2 separate regions of the Homo sapiens genome follow, and region 2 is linked to region 1. A link is an interaction called in ENCODE POLR2A ChIA-PET data of the cell type or tissue named here. Cell type or tissue: GM12878. All regions are shown on one strand. Links, peaks and the distances in the headings refer to the core of each region. The heading gives the core; the rest is flanking DNA. Region 1 has its middle 6.5 kb from the start of SUMO2. Region 2 holds the start of LOC107985034 (a long non-coding RNA gene).

The links. Peaks named below come from ENCODE experiments on the same cell type or tissue, not always from the same donor. Only the 100,000 strongest peaks of a DNase experiment are listed, where the experiment ranks them.
Region 2: POLR2A ChIA-PET joins it to region 1 with 9 read pairs; 27 of 35 experiments call an interaction of 5 or more read pairs at or near these places.

The regions. Positions count from the first base shown.
Region 1 is chr17:75,186,782-75,192,157 of GRCh38, forward strand. No RefSeq gene overlaps it. Among named protein-coding and RNA genes, the nearest start is that of SUMO2, 6.5 kb to the left of the region's middle. In GM12878, for the core only: no CTCF peak of the experiment used is centred there; a DNase peak (open chromatin) is centred at 2,640; H3K4me3 peaks cover 303 bases.
Region 2 is chr17:75,134,254-75,139,629 of GRCh38, forward strand. JPT1 (Jupiter microtubule associated homolog 1) reads right to left here. Exons shown (of 5, transcript NM_016185.4): 5 at 995-1,997. The coding sequence ends at 1,849. It overlaps LOC107985034 (a long non-coding RNA gene), which reads left to right and starts at 1,997. Exons shown (of 2, transcript XR_007065907.1): 1 at 1,997-5,376. In GM12878, for the core only: no CTCF peak of the experiment used is centred there; no DNase peak of the experiment used is centred there.

The DNA of each region.
Region 1 (5,376 bases), core at 249-5,248:
TCCATTATTCATGGATTTTTAAATGAGTCAGAATCATCTAAAGGGCTGGTTTAAATACAAATTTTTGGGCCCCTTGGAAGGTTGGCTCTGGAATTCACCTAATTTTTTTTTTTCTTTTTTAAGAAAGGTCTGCTTTCCACCCAGGATAGAGTGCAGTACCGCAAATCATAGCTCACTGCAGCCTCGAACTCCTGGGCTTAAACCATCCTCTCGCCTCAGCCTCTTGAGTAGCTAGGACTACAGACAGGCACCACCACGCCCACCTAATTTATTTTTATTTTTTATAGAAATAGCATCTCCTGGCCGGGCGTGGTGGCTTTTTATTTTTTATAGAAATAGCATCTCCTGGCCGGGCGTGGTGGCTCATGCCTGTAATCCCAGCAAGAATCACTTGAACCCGGGAGACAGAGGTTGCAGTGAGCCAAGATCGCGCCACTGCACTCCAGCCTGGGCAACAAGAATGAAACTCCATCTCAAAAAAAAAAAAAAAGAAAGAAAGAAAGAAATGGCATCCTGGGCTCAAGTGATCCTCCAGCCTTAGCCTCAGCCTCTCAAAACGCTGGGATTACAGGCATGAGCCACTGTACCCTGCCAAATCTGCCTGTTTTGTTCTCTTTTTGGGGAAGGTCTCACTCTGTTGCCCAGGCTAGAGTGCATTGGTGTGATCTCAACTCACTGCAACCTCTGCCTCTTGGGCTCAAGGGATCCTCCTGCCTCAGACTCCCAAGTAGCTTCAACTACAGGTGCATGCCACCACACAAGGCTAATTTTTTTAAAATTTTTTGTACAGATGGGGCTCTCACTATGTTCCTCAGACTGGTCTCAAACCCCTGAGCTCAAGAGATCCCCTCACCTCAGCTTCCCAAAGTGATAGGATTATAGGTGGGAGCCACTATGCCCAGCCCTGGTAATTCTTAAACACACTAAAGTTTGAGGCCGGGCACGGTAGCTCATGCCTGTAGTCCCAGCACTTTGGGAGGCCGAGGTGAGGGGATCACCTGAGCTCAGGAATTCAAGACCAGCCTGGGCAACATGGTGAAATCCCGTCTCTACTAAAAATACAAAAATTAGCCGGGCATGGTGGCGTACCCAGCTACTCCAGAGGCTGAGACAGGAGAATTGCTAGAAACCAGGAGGCAGAGGTTGCCATGAGCTGAGACTGCAGCATTGCATTCCAGCCTGGGTGACAGAGTGTGACCCTGCCTCAAAAAAAAAAAAAAAGTAATAAATAATAAAGTTTGAGAAACACAAGCCATTATAAAATAAATATAAATCAAAAGGGTCAGGCACTGTGGCTCACGCCTGGAATCCCAGCCTTTTGGGAGACCAAGGCAGGCAGATCACCTGAGGTCAGGAGTTCAAGACCAGCCTGGCCAACCTGGTGAAATCCCGTCTCTATTAAAAAGATAAAAATTAGCTGGGCATGGTAGCAGGCGCCTGTAATCCCAGCTACTCGGGAGGCTGAGGCAGGGGAATCACTTGAACCCGGGAGGCAGAGGTTGCAGTGAGCCGAAATGGTGCCACTGAACTCCAGCCTGGGTGACAACACAGCGAGACTCTGTCTCAGAATAAGTAAGTAAGTAAATAAATAAATAAAAATACAAAAATTAGCTGGGCATCATGGCGGCTACCTGTAGTCCCAGCTACTCAGGAGGCTGAGGCAGGAAAATCGCTTGAACCCGGGAGGCAGAGGTTGCAGTGAGCCAAGATTGTGCCATTGCACTCCAGCCTGGGCGACAGTGCAAGACTCTGTCTCAAAAAATATAAAATAAAATAAAAAATAAACCAAAAGAAGTTTCTGATACTCCCTGGTTCCTCACTAATCATCTGCTTCACAGGATATGACCTATGCGCCCTTTGAGAACTAATCCAAATTAACCACTCTATAGCCTTGTTTCTCATCCTGAAGCCTCTGCTTTGGTCATATTCAATCACTTGGGGTTCCTAAATGTTCTCTCTCAACTCCAAGCTTTTGTACGTTGTAGGCGTTCGAGGATTCACTGAATGAATGAATGAATGAATGAATTGAAACTATCAGCTGGTTGCAGTGGCTCATGTCTGTAATTCCAGCACTTTGGGAGGACAAGGTGAGAGGATTACTTGAGCCCAGGAGATTATGGCTGCAATAAGCTATGATTGTGCCCCTGCACTCCAGCCTGGGTGACAGAGTGAGACCCTACCTCAAAAAACAACAAAAATAACCTATTACTGGGCCAGGTGCGATGGCTCACGCCTGTAATCCCAGCACTTTGGGATGGCGAGGAGGGTGGATCACCTGAGGCCAGGAGTTCCAAGATCAGCCTGGCCAACAGGCAAAACCCTGTCTCTACTAAAAATACAAAAATTAGCTGGGCATGGCGGTGCATGCCTGTAATTCCAGCTACTTGGGAGGCTGAGACAGGAGAATCGCTTGAACTCGGGAGGTGGAGGTTGCAGTGAGCCGAGATTGTGCCACTGCACTCCAGCCTAGGTGACAGAGCAAGACCCTGTCTCAAAAACAAAACAAAACAAAACAAAAAAACCCCATTACTATGTGTAAGATACTATGACACTGGAGATACCAAGAAGGGGAGACAAAATCTCTGACTCATATAACTTATGATTGGGGGAGGAGGAAATACACAAGAAGTGAAAGAGAAAGAGAACCAACAATTGTTGAGTACCTGCCACCTATCAAGCACTAAGTGGGACATTACTAATGTTAGCTCATTTTCCTCTTACACAAATGATTGCAAGCAGGTGTAGTAGTTATTTGCTACTCTCAAAGGGGTTAAGTAAACATGCTATCACATAGCTAGAAAGTAGTGTTAACTGAGCTCCTGCTGTGTGCTAGGGAAAAGACAAAGAGATACTGGCCGGGCACAGTGGCTCATACCTGTAATCCCAGCACTTTGGGAGGCTGAGACAGGCAGATCACCTGAGGTCAGGAGTTCAAGACCAGCCTGGCCAACATGGTGAAACCCGGTCTCTACTAAAAATACAAAAAACAGCTGGGCGTGGCAGCAGGCGCCTGTAATCCCAGCTACTCGGGAGGCTGAGGCAGGACAATCACTTGAACCTGGGAGGCAGAGGTTGCTGTGAGCCGAGATTGCACCACTGCACTCCAGCCTGGGCGAGAGGAGCAAGACTCTGTCTCAAAAGAAAAAAAAACCCAAAAAAAACTACCTGACAACCTATTACACTAAATTACAAAATCACCTTCAGGCAAAGGAGGAATTTGTATAAGATGCTTGTTCGGCCGGGGGCGGTGGCTCACGCCTGTAATCCCAGCACTTTGGGAGGCCAAGGTGGGAGAATCACGAGGTCAGGAGTTCGAGACCAGTCTGGCCAACATGGTGAAACCCCATCTCTACCAAAAATACAAAAAATTAGGTGGGCGCGGTGGCAGGCGCCTGTAATCCCAGCTACTTGGGAGGCTGAGGCAGGAAAATCACTTGAACCCAGGAGGCGGAGGTTGTGGTGAGCTGTGATCCTGCACTGCACTCCAGCCTGGGCGACAGAGTGAGACTCCATCTCAAAATAATAATAATAATAATAATAATAATAATAATAATAATGCTGCATGTTCAAGGCCGGGCTCAGTGACTCACTTCTGTAATCCCAGCACTTTGGGAGGCTGAGGCAGGTGGATCACCTGAGGTCAGGAGTTCGAGACCAGCCTGGACAATATAGTGAAACCCCATCTCTACTAAAAATACAAAAATTATCCGGGCGTGGTGGCGCACGCCTATAATCCCAGCTGCTCAGGAGGCTGAGGCAGGAGAATTGCTTGAACCTGGGAGATGAAGGATGCAGTGAGCTGCGATCACACCATTGCACTCCTGCCTGGGCAACAAGAGCGAAACTTCATCTAAAAAAATAAGAAAAACAATAGCTGGGCACAGTGGCTCACGCCTGTAATCCCAGAACTTTGGGAGGCCGAGGCAGGTGGATCACCTGAGGTAAGGACTTCAAGACCAACCTTGTCAACATGGTGAAACCTCGTCTCTATTAAATATACAAAAACTAGCTGGGTGTGGTGGTGGGCGCCTGTGATCCCAGCTACTTGGGAGGCTGAGGCAGCAGAATCATTTGAACTTGGGAGGCAGAGGTTGCAGTGAGCTGAGATCACTCCACTGCCCTCCAGCCTGGGCAACAAGAGAAAAACTTCGTCTCAAAAAAAAAAAAAAATACATGTTCAAATGTCTGAGCAATATGTATTCCAAGGGCACATTGAAATTCTGGGAGCTGGGTCTAGGCAATGTACTGAAATTATATTCTGAAAATCCTTTTGCAATTTCCAGGAAAAAATTGTGAAGAGATAGAAATTTCCTATTAATATTCTCCCTCCATCTTTTTTTTTTTTTTTTTTTTTGAGATGGAGTCTTGCTCTGTAGCCAGGCTGGAGTGCAGTGGCGTGATTTCGCCTCACTGCAACCTCCACCTCCCAGGTTCAAGCGATTCTCCTGCCTCAGCCTCCCGAGTAGCTGGGACCACAGGAGCGAGCCACCACGCTCAGCTAATTTTTTATTTTTAGTAGAGATGGGGTTTCACCATGTTGGCCAGTATGGTCTCGATCTCTTGACCCTGTGATCCGCCCACCTCAGCCACCCAAAGTGCTGGGATTACAGGCGTGAGCCACTGCACCTCTCCTTCCATCATTTTTATAGGGGTGGGAGGAAACGGATAGCTGTGCACTGAAAAAGGATGCTTTGGAAAAAGAAAGTGGGTCTGGGCACACTGGCTCACCCTTGAATTCCCAGCACTTTGGCAGGCCTGGCAGGCTGAGTTGGGTGGTTCGAGACCAGCCTAGGCAACAGGGTGAAAACTCGTCTCTATCAAAAATACCAAAAATCAGCCAGGCATAGTGGTGCTTGCCTGTGGTCGGAGCTACTCAAGAAGCTGAGATGGGAGGATCACTTGAGCCCAGGAAGCAAAGGCTGCAGTGAGCTGTGAGCTGTGATCACACTACTGCTCTCCAGCCTGGATGACGTAATGAGGCCCCATCTCAAAAAAAAAAAAAAAGGAAAAGAAAAAGAAAGTGGACTAGGAGACGGTGGCTCATATGCTCATATCAGTAATCCCAGCACCTTGGGAGGCCAAGGCACAAGGATCACTTGAGGCCAAGAGTTCAAGACCAGCCTGGGCAACATAGCAAGACCTTTGTCTCTAATAAATAAAAAATAAAATCAATAAAAATAAGAATAAAAAATTTTTTTTTGACACGGAGTCTCGCTCTGTCACCCAGGCTGGAGTGTAATGGTGGGCTCTTGGCTCACTGCAACCTCCACTTCCTGGGTTCAGGTGATTCTCTCACCTCAGCCTCCTGAGTAGCTGGGATTACAGGCTATGCCACCATGACTGGTTAATTTTTGTATTATTATTATTTTTAGAGAC
Region 2 (5,376 bases), core at 54-5,053, 53 kb before region 1:
TTGGGGGCTGAGCCCTCAACTTGTGGAATCAAAGCTATCTCCAGGTAACTGATTGTCAGAATTGAATTGGAGGGCCAGGTGAGGTGGCTCATGCCTATAATCCCAGCACTTTGGGAAGTCGAGGTGGGCAGATTACTTGAGGTCAGGAGTTCGACACCAGCCTGGGCAACATGGCATAAACCCTGTCTCTACTAAAAATACAAAAATTAGCTGGGTGTGGTGGCACATGCCTGTAGTCCCAGCTACTCGGGAGGGTGAGGCAGGAGAATCGCTGGAACCCAGAAGGCAGAGGTTGCAGTGAGCAGATTGTGCCACTGCACTTCAGCCTGGGCGACAGACTGAGACACTGTCTTAAAAAAAAAAAAAAATTGGAGGACACCTAGCTGGTATCCACTGCAGAATTGCTTGCTTGCTTGCTTGCTGGTGGGGAGAAATCCCCGCATATTTAAAGTTGGAGAACTTTTTTTGAGACAGGGTCTTGCTGTCACCCAGGCTGGAGTACAGTGGTGCGATCATGGCTCACTGCAGCCTTGATCTCACAGGGTGAAGCAATCCTCCTGCCTCAGCCTCCCGACTACAGGCGTGTGCCATCACACCTGGCTATTTTTGGTAGAGACGAGGTTTCACCATGTTGCCCAGTCTTGGAGAACACTTTAAAATGTTACTGCCCAGAACAAAGGGGAGGTAGAAGAGTCTAACCTGCTCATCTTTAGAGCCTTCTTCAGAAAGAAACCCACTCCTCTCTGGGTCTTCATCTGTTTTAAGATTTTGTTTTTTAAGGAGGTCTCGCTATGTTGCCCAGGATAGTCTCAAACTCCTGGGCTCAAGCATCCTCTTGCCTTGGCTTCCCAAGTAGCTAATTACAGGCACATCTGGCTATTTAACTTCAAATGACTCCTCCAATCAGTAGGCAGGATTTATAGTGACAAAGAGAAAAGCATCTAACCAGGGAGAACACTGAAACCATCTCAAAAAGAAGACACAGTACACAGTGTTTCAAAATGTGGATATTGTTTACTTGAAGCAACAGTCCAGGATTGTGAAGTACAACACATTTTAAGGATGAGACTTTCCTTTCATGGTCAAGCACCAGCATCATGCACACAGCATCAGGTTATTTAAAACAACACGCCTGTGGGACCCCGTTCCTGGAGGAAGACCCGCTTCAGTGTGATTGCCTCCCTTGCTTCACTGCTTTTAGTTCCAGGCAGTTTCATTGTACATCCAAGCCTTCCTCTGCGTGAGAGCAAAGGCTTTGCTCATCAGCCAGCCAGTCTTGTTACTATCTGGCTACTTTTTAAGGTTAAAAAATAAAAGGCAGTTTCTTTGCTTTGCAGGCGGCAAGGCAGGAGGCGCAGGCCTCTTCATTGTTCACATGTCACAGGAGGAGGCTCTGAGCAAAGGCCACTGGCAAGTTAGGGCAACACCAAGAAGGCTCTGCGGAGAGACTCCCTGTGGGTTGGGGCCTGGCAGGAACGGTGCCTGTGGACTGTTTATGGTCTGTCCAGTTGAGGCTTGGTAAACCCAAGTAAAGTGTTAAAAACCTCAGTACAAAAGATCCTCTAACACATCTGGAACCAAATTATTTCTTCTTAAAAACACAGTACTAAGTGTCACAAAGCTTTCCCTCCAATCTACTACTAGAAAACACTCATGCCATGGCCCACAGACCCAAGAGTCAAGGACAGAGAGAAACCTGTTCTTCAAAAGAAAAAAAAAAAAGACAGCAGTACATAAAGTGCTTCTTTTTAATGAAACAAATCCAAGAGATGTACAGTCAGGCTCAAGTTGTGCAGTTCACAAGCATGGAGGAAACAGACAGAACGACAGCGTTCAGGACAGTCAGAGCTAACCCAAGACGAGGCTGGACTTGCCGCCAGGGGGATTTCTTCTGGATGGCACTGGGGCCGGGGCCACCGGGCTGGGCACAGGCGCAGCAGGCACGGGCTTCTCTTCACTCTGCCCCAGGCTGCCTGGCAAGTCTGTGTCCACATTTTCTATGAAAACAGGGAATAGAAATAATACTCATAATGACAGCCATTTCCTGTTAAGATCAAGGATCTGTTTCTCTTTTTCTTTTTTTTTTGGTTTGATGGTTGGAAACATACCTAAAAGCATAAACAAAATAATCACCCACCATGCTCCCACTCCACAGAATTAACCATTGTTCATCTTTTCCCATATTTGTTGTTTATGTTCTTTTCTAAATTACACAAATATATAAGGACATGAAGTTTTTTTTTGTTTTGTTTTGTTTTTTGACGGAGTCTCGCTGTTGCCCAGGCTGGAGTGCAATGGTGCAGTCTTGGCTCACTGCAACCTCCACTTCCCAGGTTCAAGCAATTCTCCTGCCTCAGCCTCTCTAGTAGCTGGGATTACAGGCGCCTGCCGCCATGCCCGGCTAATTCTTGTATTTTTAGTACAGATGGGGTTTCACCATCCTGGCCAAGCTGGTCTTGAATTCATGACCTTGTGATCCACCTGCCTCGGCCTCCCAAAGTGCTGGGATTACAGGCGTGAGCCACCGCGCCTGGCCCAAGGACATGAAGATTTTTAAATAAGAACAGGGAACTCTAGCTCTACGGCCCCTTCCAGCTCCGGGTGGATCCTGCTCCCCCTATTCCCAGAGGTCCCACTGCAAGTCCTGTGCAGCCTTCTAGTCCACTTGTTTTATGTATATTTACATGTAGCCAGATAACATGTAACATGTTTTGGTTATATTTAACATAAATGGTATCAACTTCTTTTTTTCACTCTTGGAAATGTATCCATATTTACAAACAGGGTAGTAATTCGCCTTGCTTATTAACTGTATGTTTTCAAATCCCTCACCTCACTGTCAAGCTTCATTGCTTTATAGTAATTATCACATGATATAGGCTATTTATCCAATTCTCTGACAGCAAAAAAACTGGAACCCATCCAATTTTCCAAATGAATTGTCTCTCATTAGGGTTGTTTCTAAACCGGGAAAAAACTGATTCAAAGTGCAAAGTGAATGCAAAAATTCTATATTTTCTATGAAAGGAAACTTTTACTAAGAGCTTAATAGTATACATATTTTTAGTTTTTTTGTTTGTTTGTTTTTTGTGGAGGGGTGGGGTGGCAGGTGGAGGATATTGAGACAGGGTCTCACTCTGTGGCCCAGGCTGGAGTGCAGTACCTCAATCACAGCCCACTGTAGCCTCAAACTCCTGGGCTCAAGCAATCCTCCTATATCAGTCTCCCAAATAGCTGGGACTACAGGCGCGCACCACCACAACTGGCTATTTTTGTTTTTTTTTTTTTTTTATTTTTAAAAGATGGGGTCTCCTTATGTTACCCAGGCTGGTCTCAAATTCCTGGACTCAAGTGATCCTCCCATCTCACCCTCCCTAAGTGCTGGGATCACAGGCATGAGCCACCTTCACCCTTCACACAGCCTAGTTTTCCTTTTTTTTTTTTTTTTTTTTTTTTTTTGAGACAGGGTCTTTAACCTCTGCCTCCTGGGTTCAAGCAATTCTCCTGCCTCAGCCTCCCGAGTAGCTGGAATTACAGGCATGCACCACCATGCCTGATTAATTTTTGTATTTTTAGTAGAGACGGGGTTTCGCCATGTTGGCCAGGCTGGTCTCAAACTCCTGGCCTCAAGTGAGCCACCTACCTTGGCCTCCCAAAGTGCTGGGATTACAGGCATTAAGCCACTGCACCCGGCCTAGTTTTCCTTTTTTTTCTTTAGTTGAGATGGAGTTTCACACATGTTGTCCAGGCTAGAGTGCAACAGTGCAATTTCGGCTCACTGCAACCTGTGCCTCCCGGGTTCAAGCAATTCTCCTGCCTCAGCATCCCAAGTAAGTAGCTGGGATTATAGGTGCCCGCTACAACGCCCGACTAATTTTTTGTATTTTTAGTAGAGACAGGGTTTCACCATGTTGGCCTGGCTGGTCTTAAACTCCTGACCTCAGGTGATCCAACCTGCCTTGGCCTCCCAAGGTGCTGGGATTACAGGCGTGAGCCTCCATACTGGGCCTTAGTTTTCTTTTTAATAGCAAGTTTATTTCAGTGTTAACCAATCAAATTCAGTTGCATATTCTAAGATATTCGTAAAAATATTTCATAGAATCCCTTTTGCCTGAAAAGGCAGTAAGGGCAGTTAATAATGCTCCTATATTAATGGATTTTTTTTTTTTTTTTGAGACTGTGTCTCATTCCATCGCCCAGACTGGAGTAAAGTAGCGTGATCCTGGCCCACCACAACCTCCGCCTCCCAGGCTCAAGCGATTCTCCTGCCTCAGCCTCCCAATAGCTGGGGTTATAGGCGCCCGCCACCATGCCCAGCTAATTTTTTGTATTTTTGTAGAGACCAGGTTTCACCATGTTGGCCAGGCTTGTCTCAACCTCCTGACCGCAAGTGATCCACCCACCTCAGCTGCCCAAAGTACTCAGATTACAGGCGTGAGCCACCATGCCCGGCCAAGAAGAGGTCTTTAACACTTACTCTCAATTCATGTACTTATCTCATGATAGGCTAGAAGCAAACAAACCTCCCTCTTCTGTGGCTGCAGTATTTCTCATTGGACAGACATTTATTTTATTTATTTATTTTTCATGCTTTGTTAATGTTAACATACTACTGCTGCTTTTAACATTTCATGAATTTCTGGAACATTCTATGGGAGTAACATAAAATGTTCTATACTATTTAACTACAAGCAAAAATAGAGTATGAAGCTTTTCAGAATGACAACTGTCACAATTATGAACTAAAACTCAGAGAGGGTCACCCATTAGTTTCCTTGGTTACATCCATTGTAAAAGAAGCAAGATCAAATGCACTGGATCAGACACACAAGTCCTACAATAAGTGTCCCTGAAATAACCTAAATATAATTGTAAATATAAAAGAAAAACAAAACTCCACATTTAAAATATTCAAGATAAAGAGAATTCGGACTGAGACAACTTGTTAGTTCAAGCAGTTTCATTTCTGCTGGTGGGACATGGCCTCCTGCTATACATACAGGATCTACTGAAGTCTTCATTCTCTCTCTGAATCCAGCAGTTAATGAACATTCTGAAGAACAAAAAATTATCTTGCAGTCCTGCCATAGTGGTTTATTTTCATAAAATCCTCTTCAGATGAATCAAGCTCAATACTACTAATCTTATATTTGTCTTACATTATTACTAGAACTGTTTTGTTTTTCACAAATACATAACATACTAATAAAGAAGAAGAAAAAAATAAAAAAGCACCTATGGAGACTAAACAAGCAGCAGTAGGCCTTACTTTAAATGTCTGTCCAGGCCAGGTGCAGTGGCTCACACCTGTAATCCCAGCACTTTGGGAGGCCAAGGCAGCTGAATAACCTGAGGTCAGGAGTTTGAGACCAGCTT